Regions from separate parts of the Homo sapiens genome. Here region 1 is linked to region 2. A link is a loop called in an ENCODE intact Hi-C map of the cell type or tissue named here. Cell type or tissue: CD14-positive monocyte. All regions are shown on one strand. Links, peaks and the distances in the headings refer to the core of each region. The heading gives the core; the rest is flanking DNA. Region 1 overlaps LOC124904244 (a long non-coding RNA gene). Region 2 overlaps RAB31 (RAB31, member RAS oncogene family).

Region 1 (11,965 bases), core at 2,631-10,630, 54 kb before region 2:
GATCCATTGCTGTTAACTATGTAGTCAGCACATTGCCCAGCAGGTCTCTAGCTCACTCGTGGGTCAGGCTGGACAGGAAAGGGGTGGCAGGCTGCTGAGTCGCCACATAGGTTCTGGGGAGCAATTCCTCCTATGGAGGTCATGTGGCTGACGTCCTGACAGGTGGCAAGTCGGCCCCTAGAGGAGGAGGACAGCTAACTCCTTTCCCCAGAAGCTCTTTCACCTGGACATCTCTGTCAAGACTGAGTCAGCCGGGCATGGTGGTTCACACCTGTAATCACAGAACTTTGGGAGGCTGAGGTGGGAGGATCACTTGAGGTCAGGAGTTCAAAATCAGCCTGGCCAACATGGTGAAACCCTGTCTTTACTAAAAATATAAAAAAATTAGTGGGGCGTGGTGGTGGGCACCTATAATCCCAGCTACTCGGGAGGCTGAGGCAGGAGAATTGCTTGAACCTGAATGGTGGAGGTTGCAGTGAGCTGAGATTGTGCCACTGCACTCCAGCCTGGGCGATAAAGTGAGATTGTCTCAAAAAAAGAGAGAGAGAGAGAGTGAGCCACTCCTTTAGATGAGTTGGGATGGGTTGCTCTGCTGCATCCACACTTTGTTAGTTAATCTGCCATGTGGAGCTTCTCAGAATTTCGAGGCACTTCAATTTTGCTCCCCAAGTAAGGTCAGGTATGAATACGAAAAGAAGTAATCCAGGAGCTGATCCTTCTATTCTTTGATGAGTATGCTTGCACTATTTGAAGGTTGCTGTTATGCTTTCCTTAATCCTCTCCAGATGGAACATACCAGTCTTTCAAAGATTCTTCTTAGTCTGGTGACAGGTGATGTGTTACATATTTCTTGGTCAGCCACAAGGTGCCAGGACTAGCATGGTGCTAGGTTACCTGTGGGGCCCTGTGGTGTCTCCACGGCATTGCAGTGACATGCTCAGTGAAGGGGACCTGTTAGGCATTTCATGAGTGGCTCAGAGATCCTCAGTGAGGGGATGTGGCTGTCTTCATGAGAGGCACCAATGACAGCCGTGTCCTCAGACTCTTGCTCCCACAGGGTCACACATCTGTGTCTCTCTCTGCACTTTGGCTCCAGGCCCTCTCTCACCTCATGCCTGAGACCCACCCCACAGCACCTGAGTCTACATCACCTTAGTTCCAGTTGCACATAGAAGCCAAGTGGACCCTCAGGACCTCAGGTCCAAATTCCTGCAAGAGAATTTCACTGGTGTGCCTTGGATCAGACATTTACCCATGCCTACCTGTGGCCAAGCAGTTGGGGTAGTAGTAAAGCAGTATCTGCCAGGTCTCCTGCCCCACCCTCCCCCTTTTTTTTTTTTTTAGAAGGAGCATTCTTCGGAGGAAAGAGTTTTTCTGAACTGGGCAGAGTCTTCATGAAAGCATCTGCTATAAGATTCTTTAACTTATGACTCTGTAAATATAGAAAAAGGAATAAATAGGAAAAATTGGACTCACTTTGGAATGGTACACTCAGTGTGTCAAACAATTAAACAGAAACACCACACACAGTCTGTGGCTGGCCCCGACGGCGGCTGGGAGGATGACAACTGTCCCGCCCTTCCTGCTAAGCCTGTCTTTCCTTTTGCTTAATCTCTGGTGGGGTCCAACATGCTGATCTCTGCTGGAATGGGCCCAGGCATTAGGATTAAAGCAAATTTCAGGGATTTCCATAGACACTTTATCTGTTAATTCTCAAAAGGCACTCAACAGTTGTCTCCTTAGTTCTAGTTGGCGCGTGTGTGAGTTACGTCGCAAGGCTGGAAGGCAGGAGGTTTGCATGCTTTCAGAATGCCCTGCGTGTGCATGTGGCAGGTCCTCATTATTCCTGTTAGTCCAAACTGCACCATTTTGTAAGCTCCCTGCTATTTTGCAGACCTTGGTCAAAGTGAAACATTTCACAAGGGTTTGGGCCACAAGAAACATCCTGCCTAACCACCTGACCACAAGGCAGACAGGCAAAGACCCAACTAAAGAAACACCCCTATCATATTCTGCTGGGAGAAAGGGCAAGGAACACCACATTCTGCCAGAACAAGGGCCAGAACCGCCTCATCATGGGAACATTTTATCAACATCCTGCCAGGCAGCAAGCCATACTGCCCAGACCCCTTCCACCCATACTTATAAGTATCCCCGGCCTGTAAGCAGTGGTGGGCTCTGGTGTTAAGCTGGTCCCCACTTCTGCAGGTGTCTGTTTAAGCTGCCCTCTCCCTCTGTGTGTGTCTTTCTTTCACCCTCGCCTTCCCTTCAAAACCTGACAGTCCCGGTGGTGGGCCTTCTCTGTTTGTGCTGTGTTTTCTCTTTTTCTCTGACCTTCTCTGAGCTACGGCTCTGAGACAGTTTACAACAGGCACCTGCCTCAACCTCCCAAAATGCTGGGATTACAGATGTAAGCTACCGCTCCTGGCCTAGAAATGACATTTTCATACCCCCAAGTAGGAAAGTAATACTCTCAGAATAATATAATTGGATACATTTCCTGCCAAGAAAAGTTTATCACATTACTTGTCCCCCCTCTCATTTTGCTGCAGATTGGTGGCAGTTTGTCACGGGCAACTTGGGAGCCATGTTTTAGGCATGATGTGCAATGGGAGATAGGAGAAGGGCCAGGCCTGCCCTCCATGAGCTCATCCCCAGGATTTCAGCTGGAGGCAACCTTCAATGGCATCTTGTCCAACCTCCTTCTCAGTGTCTAGATGAAAGAAATGACACAGCTGAGGTCTAATAATGGAGACACAACCATGACACAGTGTAAAATGTGGAAATCCTCTCAAGGAGGAATGAAAATGTCCAATGGGAATACTCTGAACTGGGCAGAGGAAAGAGAAAGCAGGGAGGCTTGAAGAAGCCGCATATAAACTAGACATTGAGGAGTGCTGTGATGTAGGCCAATGCTTCTCCAACTTTACTGTACATCAGAATTACCTGGAGGGCTTGTGAACACACAGAGTCCAGTTTCCAAATCAGTAGTCTAAGGAGAAGCCTGCATATTTGAGCTTGTAACCGTCTCTCAGCGAGCAGTATGGCTTGCTGCCCGGCAGGATATTGATAAAATGTTCCCAAACTGTTTCTGCCGAGCCTGGTTTGGAGACTCGAGATGCTTCGAGAATCACCAATTTAGATGTCCAGAGATTTGGGACTTCGGCAAAGGTACAGAGACCAAAAGGTAGGGTGGGTTGGCGCAGGGAAGGTGGGTAGGTGGGATTCTGTAGAATAGTGAATGCTATGCTAAAGAGTTTAGACTTTACTTGGATGGGCAATGGGAAGGTGTACAAGAGTTTTGAACAGAAGAATAGAATTTAAAATCTTCTCTTTTTTTTTTGAGACGGAGTTTTCCTCTGTAGCCCAGGCTTGAGGACAGTGGTATGATCTCGGCTCACTGCAACCTCTACCTCCTGGGTTCAAACGATCCTCCCACCTCAGCCTCCCACGTAGCTGGCGTTACAGGCACACAGCCACCACGTCCAGCTAATTTTTGTATTCTTAGTAGAGATGGGGTTTCACCATGTTGGTCAGGCTGGTTTCGAACCCCTGACCTCAAATGATCCACCCACCTCGGCCTCCCAAAGTGCTAGGATTACAGGTGTGAGCCATCTCGTCCGACCAAGAGTAGAGTTTAAACCAGTATCACATAAGAAGGAGTGAAGTGTGAATATATTCTAGAACATGGATGAACCTTGGAAACATTATGTTAAGTGAATGAAACCAGACACAAAAAGACACATATTGTATGATTCCATTCATTTTTCTCAACAAATATTTTCTGAGCATCTAGGGTACATCCTGGTGCAAGCACATCTTGTTATTGTGGCCTGCTGGGGCTGGTTTAACACACCAGGTGTTTATATTGTTTCTTTTCCATTTTCTAGATACACCTGTTTTCTATTCCTGGTCTGAGCTACAGCCCTCCTTCTCAAATCTCTTGGATAGTAAGGAAGTAATGCCTTTTTAATTTCTTTTCTCTGGATCATGCCCTGGGATTAGGCTAGATAATGCATCCAGACAAGGACCTGGACAGGTGATAGCATGGTCAGTGAAATCTCCCCAAAGTGTGGCCTTCTCCCCTCGGGCCCACAGCCCCACTCATTGGCCTTGCTATTCTGTTCTGAACCACCGTCTTCAGCTCTGACTTAACTCTGCCTCTCCACCTGGCCCTTCTTTCTGGTTCTGCCACTTCGTGGGCACTAGGTTAACCTTATGGACCACAGCTTTTCTGCTTTGGACCTGGATCTGTCTTCTCACATTTTTATTTTTATTTTTTAATTATTACTGCCCTTTCCTCATAACATTAATGGGACCAAGTCCGTGTTTATACACATGAATTCTCACACCGGGGCCACAGCAACAGAAGTCTGGGAAACAGCCTATTTCCTAAAAGGGTCAGGGTGCAGAGGTGAGCTCGGACTGCAGGCTTCCTGAGGCCAGGACTCCTCGATGACCTTTTGCATCTCTAGCTCCTGGCTGCATGTCTGGCACATAGCAGTACCTAATTCATATTTGGGAGAGCAGAGTCAGAACCCATATGTGTGCATCCTGAGTGGGGGATTCAGGGCAAAAAATATTAGCTGAATATTGTATTAATTGGGGTTCTCTAGAGAAGCATGAACTAATGGGAGATGAATAGATAGATAGACGGATAGACAGATAGATAGATAGATAGATAGATAGATTGATTGATTGATTTTAGGGAATTGGCTCATGCTATTATGGAGGTTGGCAAGTCCAAAATCTGCAGGGCAGGCTGCAGGCTGGAAGCTCTTGGGAGAGTTGCTGCTGCAGCTTGAGTCTGAAGGCCCTCCGCTGGCAGAATTCCCTTTTCCTCTAAGGAGGTCAGTCTTTTTCTCTTAAGACCTTCAACTGATAGCCGGGTGTGGTGGCGGGCACCTGTAGTCCCAGCTACTCAGGAGGCTGAGGCAGGAGAATGGCGTGAACCTGGGAGGCGGAGCTTGCAGTGAGCTGAGATCACGCCACTGCACTCCAGCCTGGGTGACAGAGTGAGACTCCATGTCAAAAAAAAAAAAAGACTTTCATCTGATTGGATGAGGCCCACCTACATTAGCAGAATACCCTGGTTTACTGCAAGTCCACTGATTTAAATGTTAGTCTCATGTAAGCTATCTTCACAGAAGCACTTAGAATAATGTTTGATGAAATATCTATGGCCTAGCCAAGCTGATACATAAAAGTAACCATCACAGGCTGGGTGCGGTGGCTCACGCCAGTAATTCCAGCACTTTGGGAAGCTGAGGCAGGCAGATCACGAGGTCAAGAGATCGAAACCATCCTGGCCAAAATGGTGAAACCCTGTCTCTACTAAAAAATACAAAAATTAGCTGGGCGTGGTGGCGCATGCCTGTAGTCCCAGCTACCTGGGAGGCTGAGGCAGGAGAATCCCTTGAACCCGGGAGGCGAAGGTTGCAGTGAGCCAAGATTGTGTCATTGCACTCTGGCCTGGATGACGGAGTGAGACTTCATCTCAAAATATATATATATATATATAATTGTTGGGTTTGCTGTTTACTCTTTAGGTAAGAACTGTAGGGCACGAAAAATAACCTAGTTGAGAGGGAAATGTGTTTCACAGACGTGATCTCACATGTTCTACAAATATTTATTATTTTTACTCTTTGGGAGAAATTCTTCAGCCCTGCAGGGAAAATACCAAAATGTATTTTCTGAATCCCCTCCAGTCAACAGGGAGAAATAGGACCAGTGTGTGTGTGATTATGCCAGCCAGCACTGACCTGCTCATCTTTGCAGCTGATTCTCTATGTCAAGCTTTGATATTTTATTTCCCAGTCTGTTCAACATTTTTTTCCTGCATATCCTCAGTAAGGCCTCAAACTAAAAACTGAACGCATGGGATGGTAATTTACATGTTTACTGAAGTGCATGGGCTTAAAGCCTGTCTGTGGCCCATCAGGGCAGATCTTTGCAGGGACTCTGCCTCAGTTTCAAGAACAATGACACCTTCCTTTAGGCAGGGGGACAGTGACATCTTTGACATAAGAAGCCTGGCAGGGCCCATGGGTACCTGGTACTTAGCTAGTAATTAACACTGAATAAGTGTTGCTGTGGTTACTTGCATCAAGCTTGCTTCCAGACGTTCACAGTCAAAAGAGAAGAGTACTCCTAGATAATCCTTAAACCTTCCGTTTAAGTTTCCTTTTCTTCCCTTCCTTATCCTCTATATGCAAATTTACATTTGGCAACCAGCAGGGAGCTTTCAGATTCCTTATCTCTCACACCCACCAGAACCTAATTTTGTTCATGGAGAGTAAAATAAATATTGCATTGGGGGAAAGATATGTGAAGGAACCCACGTGACAGAGAATGGCTGTCAGGATATGAACATATATAAAGTCAGACAGTCTGATTCTAAAAGAGCAGTTTATTATTGTTTGAGCAGCCTGACCGGGCCTTCTCCTTTCTGTTCCGCTAACCAGCACGGAGCTTTAGGTTTTACAACTCTGATAAGCTGATAAGTGAAAAAATCTTTTTTTTTTTTTTTTTTTTGGTGGCAGTCTTGTTCTGTTGCTCAGGCTGGAGTGCAGTAGTGCAATCTCAGCTCGCTGCAGTCTCTCCTGCCTCAGCCTCCCGAGTAGCTGGGATTACAGGCATGCACTACCACGCCCGGCTAATTTTTGTGTTTTTAGTAGAGATGGGGTTTCACCATGTTGGCCAGGCTGGTCTCAAAACCCCTGGCTTCAAGGCCCACCTTGGCCTCCCAAAGTGCTGGGATTACAGGTGTGAACCACTGCACCCAGCCGAAAATTATTTCTTGATGCTTTAATCTGTATGTTTACTTACTTGTGAAATTGAACACCTTCTTCATACATGCATTTCCTACTTGTGAACTCCCTGATTGCATCTGCTCATTTTTCCTAATGGACCTTGGTGGTTTTGTAAAAAATAATAATGATAAATAATAATCTATTAGTTCTTTCTATATTGATTATTAACCGAGTCATATTTATGCCAAATATTTTCCCAGATTGTAGTTTTAAAAATTGTGTTTATGATATTTCTTCCATTAAGCAAGTGTTAACTTTTTGGTGGTCGAACCTGTCAGTCTTTCTCCCTGTGATTTTTGAGAGTAAATCTGCATTTCCTTCTCCCCGCTTCCTCCCCCATTTAGGAGAAATGGAGCCAGGGCCCCTCTGTCCTTGGGCTACCCACAGTAAACCCTCGGCTAATCTTTTTTTTTTTTTTTGAGACGGAGTCTCACTCTATCGCCCAAGCTGGAGTGCAATGGCGTGATTTTGGCTCTGTGCAACCTCTGCCTCCTGAGTTCAAGAGATTCTCCTGCCTCAGCCTCCTGAGTAGCTGCGATTACAGGTGCCCGCCACCACGCCTGGTTAATTTTTGTATTTTTAGTAGAGATGATGTTTCACCATGTTGCACAGGCTGGTCTTGAACTCCTGACCTCAGGTGATCCACCCGCCTCTGCCTCCCAAAGTGCTGAGATTACAGGTGTGAGTCACCGCGCCCGGCCTGCCACTGACTAATCTTGATGCCCCACTTTTGAACATCTGCTGACACTAGAACCAGGGGAGGTTCCATAGCCTGAAACTCAGGAACCACATGTGGGCTAGGGGAAGAACTGTCTGGAGGAAGGCCAGCTTCCTACAAATCTTTACCCAAGGGAGGGTTCTGCCTTAAAGTCCTTAAAATGCCCTCTACCAGAGCTACTGAGGGTTGGTTCTTAGGGTAAGGTTCAGTTCAGTAGAAGAATATGACACTGAACACAAGTGTGCAGGAGGGGAAGGGCGGGGAGTCAGGAGAGGGCCACAAAAGGGGCTGGGGCCCCACCAGGAGACTGGGAAACCAAGCCCTCTTTTCTTATTTCCTATTTTTGTTCCTTTTTTAGACCCAGTATGTCTTTCAGTAAAACAATGGTTACTTAGCTGAAGTTAGAATTTGCATATTTAAGCCTCCCACGTGAACTGAGTATAAGATGGAGAATCATAAGTAATTTAGATGTGCATAGCTATGCATGAAGTAGTTACGCTGTTTTCTAAATGTGGAGTCGTTTTTACATTCAGAAAAACTGAGGAAGGAAGTGAGGATGTTTGGAAGTCAGCACTTCCTTTTTAATGGATAGTAACAACCCAAAACAGTTTTATGGGCTTAGGGAAGGGGACAAGGTAACAACAATTGCAGTTCACCTGCGACTGAAGTTTCCCAGAATGCGGGACAATCAGGGCTAAAACCTGGACAGTCCCATACAATCAGGGCTAAAACCTGGACAGTCCCATGCAAACTGGGATGTTCTGGACTTGCTATTCACACACACACACACACACACATACACACACACACACACACGCACACACAGCATTGTGTGTAACCCTCCCCCAAAATAATGCAACAGCCTTTCAGTATCCATCTTTGACAGAGGATGGAACTACAGGTTGAAGAGACTCAGATAACTTCCTTAAATTCACACAAACTGGGCATAAAGGAGCCTGCATGTAAACTTGGTTCCGTCTGATGTCAGAGGGCCCTTTCTACCCTCCATGCTTGGGATTTATCGGTCGGGTCGGTGAACTCACTCTCTCACCCACCCACTCACCACATATTTTCAGAGTGCAGAATATATGCTATGCGAAGGATTGGATTATGGATGATTCAGAACAGGCTCTGTTATATTGGTAATTGGGAAAGCCCATGAATAGCAAGGAGAATAGTAGTTCAAGAATAATCTTAAATAAAATTTATGGGAGGACTGAACTCTTACACTAGGCCCAACGGACCAGACCAAACCAGAATGGAGTCACTCCTGCTAGGTGCCAGGCTGTCCAACGGAACTTTAAAAAGGGCAGCTTTTCAGAAAAATAGGAGATGCACAGCAGCTAATCAGAAGGGGCCCAGTTTACCTGAGCAGGTTTGATGAGGAAGTCCCCCATGCTTTAACCCTGCAAGGGAAGTAACTCTGAAACGCCAATCTACCTTTCGTTCCCTGTTTCTGCTTCTTCAGCCTTTCCTGCCTATAAAGTCAAGTCTTTTCCCTAGCTCATTGGAGCACATTTTCTCAATTTTTGGATGGGATGCTGCCTGATTCATTAATCAGTAATAAAAGCCAATTAAATCTTTAACGTTGTTGAAATTTTGTTTTTTTAACAATAATAACCTCAGTAGAAATAAAATTTGCAAGAGTTCTAATGTAATTGGAGCCTTAAGGCAACTCAGTTAACTATTAAATACTTAGTACAGTAGTTCAGTACTCTTAGTACAGGTTAAGCATCCCTAATTTGAAATCCAAAATGCTCCAAAATTCGAAACTTTTTGACTGCTGACACAATGCTCAAAAGAAATGCTCATTGGAGCATTTTGGATTCGGGATTTTTGGATTAGAGGTGCTCCACTGGTAAGTATAATGCAAATATTCCAAAATCGGAAAAACGCTCCTGGTCCCAAGCATTTTGGATGACGGATACTCAACTTGTACGCAGATATTCTTAGAGGCACTTCAGATTAGGAAGAGTCTGCATTAGGTTCTTCCTTATCTAGGGCAGTCTTGGGAATTCAAACAAAACACAAATCTATTTTCCCCCCATCACAAACACACACACTCACCTACCAGTTGACTAGGTTCAAACTCCAACCATCCTGATCATCTTCTCCTTTACTTGGGGGTTGATTTCAGTTGAATTCAAGGTTTGGCATCTCTGGAATTTATACCCATTTCTTGAATAAGAAGATCTACAAAAATGAAGCAACTACACCAAGCCTCAGACATTTCACATCATACAATAGTCTCCTGTTTATATGTTTGTCTCTTTCCTTTATAGCTCGACGTCAACGTGGGTCTTCTTCCGCCATTGGTCATTCTTCCAGTGTCTAGCACAGTCAGTGTCTGCTATTTGCCGAATGGGTGGGTAAACAGCTAAACATAGAAATCCCTGTGATATGAGAATCGTTGCCAACATCTAAAATTAAACCAATTTTTAGTTTGAGAGCAAATAATATCAAGGTACAAAAAAGTGAAACACAACTCCTTTTAAGAAAAAGAAATCCTAAACTCCGTGTATTACTCTGAGCAATTGCAGGAAAACTTCTGACTCGCCAGAAGAAATAACCCAAGACAGTCTATGAAACGAAACTGGGGTTGTGGTGACTTTGATCTGCATCATTGTAGTTTAATTTCTCAGTTTTACAAGTAAGCAATGAAAATGAACAGGACTGACTGAATTACATGTTACTTAGGGCTTTCGGGAGGTGGTCACAGCTGAATCAATCCGTTTACCTTCCATGGGAGGTGTTAATATATATCTTATTGCTTATTTTCTTTTAACCCAACACTTTAAGCTCAGCCAGAGATCCAAGGGACAGTGGAGGTTGCTAGGCAGGAGTGTCAGTAAAGAGGCCAGTTGGATGCTGAGGATGGCTTAAGCTGCCCAGTGCTGGCTCTCAGGAATCTGGAAAATTTAAACATTATCACCTGACACCAATCCTTTGTGAGATCCCAACAGAGCCTTCCCTGTCTTCAGTGAGAGCTGTCTACTTGTTCTGGAACACTTCTGAGCACTCCCATTTGAGGCGATGGAGACGATGAGGAGGCGAGCCCCCACCCTCCCCATCTCCCATCTAAGATGTCACCACACTTTCCACATGAAGACATCTGGAATTGCAAAGGAGGCTGTGCAGTTTCTATCCGCTTACCTAATAGCCCCTCCACCGAGCAGCCACCTTCCTTGGGGTTCTCAGGGACGCTCCCTTTCCCACAGACAGGCTCCTTCAGTTTCCAGCCTCCCCCCTCCAGCTATTGTCTCCTTTTTCAAGTCTGTGGGTGAATTGTGGGGTCCACTCACCTCTGTTTTTCTAAATCCCTCAAATCCCTTTCCTACCCTGGTATGTCCAGGATTCATCTCCTCAAAATTTGTTTAAAGGGCGTGGGTTACAAATAAGGTTAGGTAGCACATGCTATTTAGAAAGTTTCAGAAAGAGAAGGAAAGAAGGAAGGAAAGAAGGAAGGAAGGAGTTGTTACATAAATGAGAAATACTAAAAGGCTGTTTAACTGATATTGCAGACACTATAGTTCCATAAAAAAGATAAATTATGAAAAACAAGGTTTGTAAACATTTTTATCTTTCCTTAATTGGCCCTTGAGCAGACCAGATGACTCAGTACTGGTCTCCAGGGATCAGCCTGCACTCCAGGGCGTTGTGACACATTTATATTGCTTATCCTATTTAACATTTTGAGTCATATTATTTTCACAGAACCTTATTTACTATAAACGTCTCTATAAATCTACATAGTATACACATTTCATTTAATATCTAAGTAACATATACTATTGTACACCATCAAATATACCCAGTAACGACACCCTAGCTTGCTTAATCATTCCTCAAGTGTTAAGAGGTTTGAGTTACAATTAACGCAACAATCCTCCCTTTACCTCCATGGATGTAATTTTTTTGTTGTTGTTTCTCTAACCCATTTATTTGTTTTTTTTGTCTGCATATGTGTTTATATTCAAACAGGCAGCTTTGTTTACTTTTCGTCTTTGTATGTTATTGTTCAAAAAAGGATTTCCTGAATCAAAAAACATGATCAGTTTTATGACCATTACTGGCTTTTTCTGTTGGAGACTTTATAGCAGCAGAGAAGTTGAGGTCTGAATTAGCACAATGACCATTTACGTTACAAAATTCTTATAAGAAAAACTTGCATGTTCTATTTCTTAATTTGATAAATTGTCAGTTATGTACCATTGAATTTTTACCCCTGCTGAAGTTACACCAGAACTACATATTTGCAGAAAATTCCAGAGAAGTCAGGATGGGCCCTTAGTACAGTAATCATAGAGTGTAACAATAGAGAACATGGCACTTTTTTAAAAAGTCGAGAGCTGCCTCTGACGTGTCACTCTTAAAATATGTCTCCCAGCAGTCATCTTCCTGCCTTCCAGGGCTAGAGCTTTGTAGGTTACCT
Region 2 (11,965 bases), core at 2,342-10,341:
TCCAGCCTAGGTGGCAGAGCAAGACCCTGTCTCAAAAACAAAAAAGCTACATTTATATAGATTAGCCTAAAGAACGTAAAATTTGTATCCTAATTCCTCTACTTAGATCACATCTGTTGATATTTAAAAATATAAGGGGACCAGATGCGGTGGCTCATGCCTGTAATCCCAGCACTTTGGGAAGTCGAGGCGGGCGGATCACGAGCTCAGGAGTTCGAGACCAGCCTGGCCAATATGGTAAAACCCCATCTTTAATAAAAATACAAAAATTAGCTGGGTGTGGTGGCATGTGCCTGTAATCCCAGCTACTCGGGAGGCTGAGGCAAGAGAATCACTTGAACCCGGGAGGTGGAGGTTGCAGTGAGCCGAGATTGCACCACTGCACTCCAGCCTGGGCGACAGAGCGAGACTCTGTCTCAAAAAAAAATAATAATAAAAATAAATATAAGAAATGTATAGAATTACAAGATTCAAATAGTATAGAAAGGTACAGACTGGAAAGTGAAGGCTTCTCTACTTAGTACAGTTGCTGTTAATGCATTCTTGTGATTTCTGTTTGTTTTCTTCAAAGAACCATTTTATGGTTATGTGCATATGCTGACATAATTAAAAAAATAGAGGCATCATTACAGATTTGCATATGGCTTTTTTCACTTGATATACCTTGAAGCCTTTTCCACACGTATCAGCACCTAAGGATGTACTTTATTCATTTAAGTGGCTGCATCATCACGATAATAATCAGCACTTATTGAACATTTGCTGTGTGCCAGCACTGTTCTAACTGCTGTGGACACATTGTCGTCATTGTTAATCTTCACCACAGCCCTCTAAGGGAGGTGCTACCATTGCCCCATTTTACGGAACAGAGGGAACAGAGGGAACAGAGGGAGCGGAGGGAACGGAAGTGCAGGGACACCCAGGAAGAGATTTAAGTTCTGTGTGTCTGATTCCAGAGCCCAGGCTCTCACCAACACAAAATTCTACTCCTCTACACAGTTAGTTTGTGGGAGAGCTGGGATTTATTGTAATTTATAGTTTACATAGCTTCTATGTTTTGCTGTTTTCTGGTCCAGTTCCCTAAGGTGTGTGTGCCCTACGTTTCACATTTCGGTCTCCCAGGGGCTCTACCTTACTGGGTTTTCTTGATTTTGTCTTCCTTAAATTAGAAAAGAAAAGGAAGAACCAAGAAGACTGAAACAGTTATGATTGAGGTTTGCAGAATTGTTCCCATGAATGGCTACTAGCTCTTGATATATTAGTCCAGAGCACAGAAAATCTATACTTTTAATAGCTTGGACTGCACACAACAGTAAGTCTTTATAGACGGTTCTGTCCTGTAGGGGAGAAAAGTCCTCGTTGTTCCTCTGGGATGCAACATGAGAGAGCAGCACACTGAGGCTTTATGGGTTGCCCTGCCACAAGTGAACAGGTCCCAGCATGAAAGCAGGGACAAGAAAATTGAGCTCGTGACCTCCGTCCAGTGGGCCCTTTGATTCATTCTTTCTTTTTGTCTCACTGTGTCATCATATCTCCCTGAACTCAGCTCCAGATTGAAACGTAGCTGTAACCGCAGCTAACCAACAGGCTTCCCTTGAACAGGCCGAAAGGTACAGGGTGAGTCTATTTTGTGACTCTGTGGAGGCGTGGGCAGCGAGATGGTTGTCTACCGGGATCTGTGTTCTGGCTTTTGTGAAGAGGGAAGAAATGGGAAACACGCTGATGCCAGCCTTTCTGCAACTGGTTTGCGGGAGTGTAAACAACTAGCTGGTTTGGATCTAGGATCAAGATGAAGTGTAATAGAAAACTCGGGCTGCCTTTATCCTTAGGTCAGCAAAACAGCAGGATACTGCTGTCTGCGTCCCGGTTGACCCTGGCGTTCTTGGCCGCTGCCAATACAGTTTGCCATTTAGATCCATTTAGCAGAAAAGGACATTCGTCTAGAAGGATCCCGCCTTGTAAAAATGCAGGCTTGGCATGCACTGGGGCCCTGGGAAGTCATTCTTAAATATATGAATCCTTTTCTGGGGGAGAGGTGCCGGCAGTTGCATGCAAAACTGGGCACTGCTCTGGCGGATTGGCCAGTGCATTCTTACGTGTGGTGGGCACTGTGGAAAGGCGCCTTTGTGCCAGTTTGGATAAGACAACAGATTCATGGGTAGGAAACCAGTGTTTGAAATTAGGTGCTGAGGTTGTAGAGTCAGATCACAGCAGAGCAGAAGTTGAAGCTATGAGTTCGGAGAAGGTCTGCAATATTTTTCCTGACCTCTGAAGTTGTCCAAACCACTAAGTGAAGAAACATACTTCCTTTGGTTCATCTGATCAAATTATCATCTGCAAACTTTTGGCCTTGTTGCCTCAATCCTACTGCAATCTTCCTGCCTGCTTGAGAGAGAACTGGGTGTCGGGGGAGTGGGGGCAATGTACTGTTGCTCCCCAGGGTCAAAACGTGAACAGACCAAAGGGTCCAGATGGAAACCAGAATGACTTCACTCCTGGAACGAGGCATCATCTTTCCTAGCACATGTATTTTTCTTTCATGCCTCTTTTCTTTTTTCGTTTTTTAATTTTAGTCTTTTTGAGACAGAGTCTCGCATGGTCACCCGGGCTGGAGTGCAGCGGTGTGATCATAGCTCACTGCAACCTTGAACTTCTGGCTCAAACAGTCCTCCTGCCTCAGACTCCCGAGTAGCTGGGACTATACGCATGCACCACCATGCCCGTCTAATTTATTTATTTTTTATTTTTTGTAGTGATGAGGTCTTGCTATGTTGCCCAGGCTGGCCTTGAATTCCTGGGCCTAAGTGATCCTCCTGCCTCAGCCCTGCAAGTTCATTTTTCTTTTTAAAATAAAGTCAGTCAGTTATAAAGCTAGAATGTAAAAACAAACATTTTCTGATGGATTAGAGGATACACACAGCTTTCTGTAACTGAAATGCTGAGTGCATGTGCAACAGTGCCTTTAAACAATGACCTTGGCCCGCGGTGCAGATTTGATACACTGAGCATAACTGGCTGAATGAGTGCTCCTGGTGCTTTGGCTAGAGGCAGGACTTGGATGTTGGCAAGGCCCTTACATCGGGCCACAGCAATCTTTCCCAGACTCTGCATGTCCACTTATTTCTAGGTAGGAGACATCATTCTTTTGATGTATTGCTCTCCAACCGCAATGGTAGAGCAGCACATGATTAAGTCATGGTTAGACATATAAACAATACTTGTAGCAGAAACTTGAGCTGGTGCACGTAAAAAAGTGGTTCATTTAATGATGTAACGGCAAAGTGAAGGGACAAAATGGAAAGGGGCGTGCCCAGGGCTCATCTACAAAATCTTTGGGACAATTCCTCTTGGGAGTCAAGCTTTAGATGCCTGCTGTCCAGCCATGAGAGAACATCAGAGGGTCACAGCATACCCCAAGGTTCCGTTAACAGAGCAAAACATCATCCCTTGCAACCCAAAGGCAGGAACACAGCTGGGCCCCAGGAAGACAGGGATTGTACTAGAATCCCTTGCAGTCCTGAGAGTGCTGTCTTCTGGCTGCTTGGCTTAGCTCCTCTCTGCAACCCAGCTTCCTCTCGCCTTGCTGACTCTCCTGTAGGGAGTAAAAGAGGCTGCCTCCAGCCTCTACTCATACAGCTTTGTTTCTGTGTGTTTCCCAGCCTCTGCGTGGAAGGACATGCTGAGAGCCCTTTCTCCACCGTGCTTGCATTGACTGATTACATGTCTGTCTGTGACACCAGCTTGGCTGTTTTATTTATTTATTTTTTTTTGAGATGGAGTCTTGCTCTGTTGCCCAGGCTGGAGTGCAGTGGTGTGATCTTGGCTCACTACAACCTGTGCCTCCTGGGTTCAAGTGATTCTCCTGTCTAAGCCTCCTGAGTAGCTGGGATTACAGGTGCCTGCCACCACGCCCGGCTAAGTTTTGTATTTTTAGTAGGGACGAGGTTTAGCCATGTTGGCCAGGCTGGTCTCGAACTTATGACCTCAGATGATCTGCCCGCCTCGGCCTCCCAAAGTGCTGGGATTACAGGCATGAGCCATCGTGCCCGGCCCAGCTCGGCCCTTTAAATGGACAAAACTGTGCAACCTGGAGGTCTGAGGGCAGCTGCAGCTTTCATCAGCTCCAGCATCCCATTGACGTCTGTGTTGGGTGACTCAGTATTGAGCAGATCCTGACTGATATAACATCATTCTTCTAAAGTTTCTATTTCTGTATGTTTTATATATTCTATGATACTTTAGTATAGTAGTACAGGTACGCAATTTATAAATGAATACACACATATTCGAGGATGCACACAAACCCTTTTACAACTAGGGATGTGCAATCAAAGAAGTTTGGAGACTTTTACTTTATGGAATGTCTACACTACGTATAGGATGTTTATCCAGAATATCTGTGGGAATATGCAGTGGTTCATACAAGGCACAGATCATATCTTGATAAACACATACTACACATTTTCTTTCTTGACTCCAAAAAAACTTAAAGAGATTTATATCCATAGATCTTAAGATATGTACAGTGGAATTTCATGTTTCAAACATTTACTGATATTCTCACATTATCATGAGAAAGAAGACTGGGACTGTGCTGTGGGATTCTTATTAAGTTGTCTATACTTATTTGCATAAAATGATTTTTAATATAAAATTAACCAAAGTTGCTCAATTATAAGAAATGAATGGCTTTATTTGTGATACTGCTATGATTTGAATGTTTGTCCCCTCTAAAACTCACGTTGAAACTTAATTCCCAGTATATTGAGAGGTGGGGCCTGTAGGAGGTAATTGGGTCATGAGGGCTCTACTGTCATGAATGGGTTAATCCATGACAGGAGTGGTATTAATGGGATTAATGGGTTATCACAGGAGTGGCATTAATGGCTTTATAAGGGGAGAAAGAAAGACCTGAGCTAACTCATCCCCTTTGCCATGTGATGCCCTGCTCCACCTTGGGACTCTACAGAGTCCTCACCAGCAGGAAGGCCCTCACCAGATGCAGCTCCTCAACCTTGGACTCTCAGTCTCTGTAGCCATAAGAAATAGATTACTTTTCTTTATAAATTACTCAGTTTCAGGTACTATAAATAACAGAAAATGGATGGAGACAGATACCTTGGCTCTGAGCTTTTTTCTTCCTTGGCTTTTGAAGGCCTCTCCTGGTCCAGTGTGGATTCTGTAAAGCTTTTTTGAAGGTCTTTTAGCAATGAAGAAAGTATGTACTAGGAGATGAAGGCATGGGAATTGGCTCTAACCCCATTTCTACAAGTAGCGCGACTGTGAATTGTGGTGGGGCTCAAGTTCTTAATGTGTAAAATGGGAACGATGATACCTCCCAGAGTCATCAGAAGATCAAATACAACCATGAACGTGTTTGTGCTCTACGAGCTGTAATTCCTAAAAGATAGGTAGGTTAAGATGAAGAAAAGGCATTGTTGAGTTTCTCATGAACTTCTGATGCAAGGCGTGTTCTAGTGTATCATGCGTAAGGAATCTTTTCCAAGCCCGAGAAAAACTATCCGGTGCCAAGTGCATCACCACTGGGCATAAGTAGTCCCACCCAAGACAGGAGGGGTGCAGGGCTCCTGCCACTCTGCGTCATGAAGAGGAATTGAAAACAAAACTCCATCCTGTTGAAACCTTGAGGTCTAGCACTATATCTTGTCCTTGTTTGTGCATCTTACGTGCTTATGCAATAAGGTACTCTCAGCCCTCAGTATCTGTGAGTTCCATGTTTGTGGACTTAACAACTTTGGATTTCAAATACTGGGAAAAAAATTGTGTCTGTACTGAACAAGTACAGACTTTTTTCTCTTTTTTTTGAGATGGAGTCTCACTCTGTCACCCAGGCTGGAATGCAATGGCACGATCTTGGCTCACTGCAACCTCTGCTTCCTGGGTTCAAGAGATTCTCCTGCCTCAGCCTCCTGAGTAGCTGGGATTACAGGTGCCCGCCACCACACCCGGCTAATTTTTGTATTTTTAGTAGAGACGGGGTTTCACCATGTTGGTCAGGCTGCTCTCGAACTTCTGACCTCAAGTGATCCACCTGCCTAGGCCTCCCAAAGTGCTGAGATTACAGGCGTGAGTCACTGCACCCAGCCCAGACTTTTTTCTTGTAATTATTCCTTAAACAATATGGCATAACAACTATTTACATAGCATTTATGTTGTATAGGTATTATAAGTAATCTAGAGATGATTTAAAGTGTACAGGAGGATGTGCATGGGTTATATGCAAATACTATAACATTTTATATCAGGACTTGAACATTCTCAGATTTTGGTATCTGCAAGAGGTCCTGGAACCAATGCCCCCAGGATACCGAGGGACAACTGTATGTACTGTTGAATCTCCAATGTCTAACACAGTGCCTGGTGTGGCCTAGACATGGAATATGTGTTTAGTGAGTGGAAGAATAAAGGCATTACCATACCTGCTTGTCTCTCTGGCACTTGTCACAGGATTGCAAGCCCAGATGGTGTTTGTGAAGAGGCAGGAGTAGGTACAGTATGGAGGTCTACAGCTTGGGTTTCTGAGGCACAGACCAGGTTTTCCCAACTGTTTTCCCAGCCTGTTTTCCCAACTGTAAGGCGTCACACTAGTAAGTCTGTCATAGAATTAGATTGAAGATTAAATGAGGTGATGCAAATGAAAAGAGTCTAGCATACAGGAAAGCTTAACAGAATGTTAACTATCATCACCATCATTACTAATAACATGATTAGTGGTCTTAATAATTCATAGATATTCATGATGTGGAACTTGGAATCTCATTAGCTCCGTTTTGTCTTGATGTCTGTGACTGCCTTCTCTTGACTTTTCCCTTAGTCACCATTTTTTACTGCATTTTCAACCCAACTGGCCACATGTGCCTGCTTTGTAGTCCAGGTTCCCATCAGTGCCCTTGGCCTTACCCTCTGTGAGCAGGAGCTTCGTACTCTCTAGCAAGGTTTCAGATTAGTTTTCTGTGCTGGAGGAGTTGGAGGCATTTTTGGTAAGCTAAGGCTGTACTTGAGGACTAATGTCACGCTGTCAATTTTAGCTCATTGCTGTGATATCCAGCATAGCAGTAAGGAGCTGATCTGCAGTCACTTGCCCTCCTCTTTGAGCTTCAGCTCTTCTTGGGCTGGGGAACAGTTGAGGACACTGTCCAGGAACCAGAGACTGAATTTCCATGGCCTCATGGCAGCAGTACATGGATTTAGGTTGTTACCAGGAGGTTTGTCCACATGTGAGGCTGTCTCTGTTTTCATTGTCAGTCCCAGCCGTCACACCCCCTCTCTCCTTTGAATGAATGAAAGATGCTAGCGTGCCTCATCTCTGACCTCAGGAGGCCTGGACAATGGAAGAGGAAGTGGGGGCTTTTGCTGCCCTCTGCTCAGAGGCTGCAATGTGGCGTGGATTCTTCTGGCAGCTGTGGTTTAGGCTGCCTTGTGTTTCCTGGTAAAATTTCTTAAACTAAGAGTAATATTTTAGCATTTTTCTCCAAAGAGCATAGATTGAAGATGAGGGCTTAGTAATTTCCCTTGAGTTGGAAATTCATTGATGACTTTTATTTATATTTTGTAATGTCTGTTAAATACTTGCAGAAGTGCTGGATGATTGGAGAAGCTTTAAACCATGAGAAGGTCATGTGAGCATGGTAGTTGTGGGGATGCAGTAGATAGGGAGTTAGGGTTTTCTCAAACTCTGTACTCCCTCCCTTGCTTCCACATTCCTTTCCTCATGCAGTGCGATCAAGTATAGACCCTGATATAGTTAACCTTCATGAGTATAAGACAATTCCTAATACATCATGAGTCAAAAACCATTATTATTTAACTAGAACAGTGTAGAGTCAGGAAAGCAGGTAAGTTGTGGGCAGACTGTAATATCCCCAGCTTATAAATAATGTGGAAGTGTATTGACTGCTTGCTCTTCTCTGTACAGTTTGCAAGTGTGCATATATCTCATTTGATTAAATCACATCTGTTGTAATCTAGTGCCCTGATTAAGAGATTACAGCAGTTAACTGTATTGCACAGGACCTTGGCTTGGCAGTCGGCAAAGCCTTGAGCATTAATTCATATTTGTGAGTGGTCTGAGGATGCTGACTTTTCAAATTTATTATGGTTGGGATTTATGAACTGTTTCTTTTGTCTGCTCTATAGAAGTGAGCATGGAATGTAAGCCAAGCTGTCATTGTGGAGTCTTAGTGTTGATACGATAGACTCTGGTACTTTAAATCAGGCCACTGTCATCTATGATAATGCTTGGCACGTAGTAGGTGCTCAATAAAAATGCAGCAAATGAATGAACAGCTCCTAAATGGCCTTTGTTTCCAGTTTTGCTTTCCTCCAGTCCTCTTAAAATTCCACCACTGTGTGGTCTCATTGGCTCCCATTGCCCTCAGAACAAAGTTCAAACTCCCTAACGAAGTAACTGATGGTGCCCTTGGCTCCAGTTGTATAAGTTTAGGAGTCTGTTCTGATTGATTGGTGCCTTTCTGCACTATGGGTTTAGCTGACATGCTCCTACCAGAGTTTACGTCTTAGCCTGCAGTACATTCATTCCTCTCTTGTTTCTGGGTTATTTCTCCTTGGTGGGCATGTCAGTATGAGTTGGCGTTCAGTCAGGAAGCAGAGCTACTCTGAGTGTTATGGGAAAAGGAATTTATTACAGTAATCCCACTTAATACCAGTGTGGGTGGCTGGGGAAGGGGATGCCTGGGAGTCAGAGCCCGAAGATCAGAGAAACATCTCAAAACAGCAGCACCCGGCATGGTGGATGGTTGTGGCTCTCAAGGAAGCTCTGAGAAGCCAGAGGTGCCCAGCAGGGAAGCCGGCCTGCAGTGGGGACATGGAGCAGGTGCCTGCGGGCAGCCACTGCTCTGCGTAGCTCCTGCCTCTACACCCTACATTGGGAGGACCGCTGTTGGGAGAAGAGTCAGACACAGAAGAGAGGAGTGGGGACAAGTGGGGCTCTGCTGGGAACCTTGTCATCTCTGTGTGCTAAAGACCTTCAGAGAGTAATGCCCAGTCTTTACTTCCTGCAGATTCCTTTTTTGGTCAACTCTAGTCCAGAACTCTATGGAGAAGGGGCTTCTGGGAAGTGAGTGGTGTTCCTAGCTTTAGCCACGTTGAACCTAGGATGATCCAGGACACCGCATGCTGGGTCTGTGTAACAGTGTCTCTGTGGGCTGTGTGGACATGTGTGTGCACATGTATGCATGTGCATGTATGTGTGTGTTCATGTGTGTGCTTCAGATCCCCTTTGGGGAATGTGCAGGAATGTCAGAAGTAGGGAGATAGAGCCACTGGGTTAGGGCAGAGGGCGAGAGGCCCTCTTTGAGGCCACCTGTGGAGGGCTAAGATGACTCCATCCTGGATGCTAATCCATCATGTCGGCTTCTGATTAACTCCAGTTCTGGCAATGCCTCTAAGATTTCTATTTCATCTTCTTCCTTGTGTAAGAGCATGTACTTACCATAAATCTTGTCCTTAGGTCAAAACAACCTTGATGTTATCGTACTTACCGTAAATCTTGCTGTAAAGCAGTTGTTCCGCACATCCCTTCTGAAGCACGGACACTGTCCCCCTGTGGTGCGTAAGCCCTGGGCCTGGGGATGGTAGCACAGGGATCCCCCATTTCGCCTGTGGGCCACCCGAGACGCGGCTCCTGTTCATACGTCCCATTAAATGTTGCTCTCTGAGAAACTGGATTTGTTGCCTCTTTCTTCGACCTCTCAGTTCCCTTGGCTTTTGGCAGTCGGTTTGCAAAATGACCTGCTCACCACGGAACCAGCTCATTCCAGTCAGAGTGGGATCAGCAGGATGGGGGAGTGGAAAGCATAACCCAGGCCCCTCCATCCACATGTTCATGGGGAGGTGCTGGCTTCTTTGCCTCCTGGGGGGAAAAGCCCCAAATGTCTGACCACGCTGACTCACTCGGACAGCCTTCCTTCTCTGTGGCCTCTGCTTGTGTTCTCCTCCCCCCTCTTCCCTTCTCCATTCACCAGTCCTGCCTGTCTCTTTGCTGGGCTAGTGCATCCTTTTGGTTTCAGATTTAGTGCCCCTGCCTCCATGAAGCCTTTCCTGATTGTCAGATGCGGGCAGGTGTCCCTGTGCATCCCCATCACAGCACTTGTCACAGTCGATGCTACTTCCCAGTTTACTTGTCTGTGTTCCTCACTGAACCAGGAGCCTGTGAGGGTAGACACATGGGACTTACAGCAATAGCCATGTGCTTCCCTTCCCAATGTCACACAAGTGAGACATGGTCTGGTGCATCTGATTCTGAGTCTCAGCTGTGTGCGAGTGTGGCATGACCTTTCATCCATCCCCCTGTCTATCTCCCCATGAGGACAAAAGCAAGGGTGACTACAAAAATGACCACCGCTGCCGAGGCCTTTGCTCTGAAAGTGCAGCACAGTGGCTGGGACCGCAAGACAGTGTAACTGACGACGTCTGCAGAATTCAACCAGCGTGCTCTGTTGGGTGGGACAGGAAGTAGGGCAGTAGAAGATTAGACAGAATTGATAATCTTTGAGATCAAGCAGTGTGCGGCTTTGAGATGGAGAAGCAGTAGTAGCTTTGTCCTTCCCAGGGTTTGGACCCAGGGCTGCCTTGGGAATAGACGTTCAGACATGAGGAAGGTGGCCTGAAACATGGCGGCTCGGCTATGTAGAGCGGAGGGCACTTAGAGGACATTTATCTATACAGCGGGTCTTTTTGTTTTTGTTTTTGTTTTGAGACAAGGTCTTGCTCTGTCACTAAGGCTTGAGTGTAGTGCAGCCTCAACCTCCTGGGCTCAAGCAATCCTTCTGTCTCAGCCTCCCATGTACCTTGGACACCAGGCACATGCCACCATGCCTGGCTAATTTTTTGATTTTTCATAAAGACAGTGTCTCGCTATGTTGTCCAGGCTGTTCTCAAACTCCTGGCTTCAAGTAAACCTCCCACCTCAGCCTCCCGAAGTGTTGGGATTATAAGCGTGAGCCACAGCACCTGTCCTATCTAGTAGATCTTAAAACTATTTAGGTCATAGATTGCTTTGCGAATCTCATGAGGGACCCTCTCACCAAAAAAAAAAATTACCTGCTCACAAAGGTTTCCATATGATTTAGGGGGATATTGGATGCCTGAGGTCTGTGATCTGTTTCTAAGCCTCATCCCAGAGGTGTGGTGATGAGGACCAACAAGGTATATGCTTGCCGGAGGTCAAGACAGAGAGACAGGAGGGGTGAAAAGGGCAAGGCTATCCCGAGACCTGTTTCCATACATGGTCGGGCCTCTCAACTTGAATGGAAAGTTTAATTTTGCCTCTCTATGGTGGTAGAAATAGTGTCAGTGACATCAAGTTTTTATAAGGGGAAAGCACCACAGAGGATCTTGGGGTGCTGGGGGCTCTGACAGATGATGCATGAGTTATCAGGATTGTGTCCACTTCAGAGGGGACAACATGGTGAGAAAAGGGGGCACCAGACTAAGGTGGTCCCCGTGAGCACGTTCTCGGGAAGTGTGAGGGTGGGTAAATGGTCCCTGTTTCTTGCCTTGCGTTGAAGGCTTTGCTATTCCACATTTCCATTTTTTTGAAAAAGATTATTTTAATTTTATTTTTTTAACCTGGGTTAAAGATATGCATCTTCCACATTTTCTCTGGTGCTTTAGAATTCGTTTAATGAAATGAGCTTCTCTTTCTTTTCTTTTTGTTTTTGTTTTTGTTTTTGTTTTTGAGATAAGGTCTCACTCTGTCACCCAGGCTGGAGTGTAATGGCACAATCACAGCTCACTGCAGCCTCGACCTCCCAGCCTCAAGCGATCCTCCTACCCAAGCCTCCCAAGTAGCTGGGACTACAGGTGTGCACCACCATGCCCAGCTAATTTTTTATTTTTTGTAGAGACAAGGTCTTGCCATGTAGTGCAGGCTGGTCTTGAACTTCTGAGCTCAAGCAGTCCTCCCACGTAAGCCTCCCAAAGT

Evidence for each region. A loop is a pair of places that touch in the nucleus more often than their neighbours do. Peaks named below come from ENCODE experiments on the same cell type or tissue, not always from the same donor. Only the 100,000 strongest peaks of a DNase experiment are listed, where the experiment ranks them.
Region 1: it touches region 2 in a loop (1.9-fold over the local background); 11 of 110 quality-filtered maps call a loop at or near these places.

The regions. Positions count from the first base shown.
Region 1 is chr18:9,694,274-9,706,238 of GRCh38, forward strand. It overlaps LOC124904244 (a long non-coding RNA gene), which reads right to left. Exons shown (of 2, transcript XR_007066281.1): 1 at 9,601-11,965. Among named protein-coding and RNA genes, the nearest start is that of RAB31, 8.0 kb to the right of the region's middle. RefSeq lists a silencer at 3,477-3,679. In CD14-positive monocyte, for the core only: no CTCF peak of the experiment used is centred there; a DNase peak (open chromatin) is centred at 7,558; H3K4me3 peaks cover 1,069 bases; H3K27ac peaks cover 1,513 bases.
Region 2 is chr18:9,748,473-9,760,437 of GRCh38, forward strand. All of the region lies in intron 1 of RAB31 (RAB31, member RAS oncogene family), which reads left to right. Among named protein-coding and RNA genes, the nearest start is that of RAB31, 46 kb to the left of the region's middle. In CD14-positive monocyte, for the core only: no CTCF peak of the experiment used is centred there; DNase peaks (open chromatin) are centred at 5,639, 7,339 and 9,939; H3K4me3 peaks cover 263 bases; H3K27ac peaks cover 7,871 bases.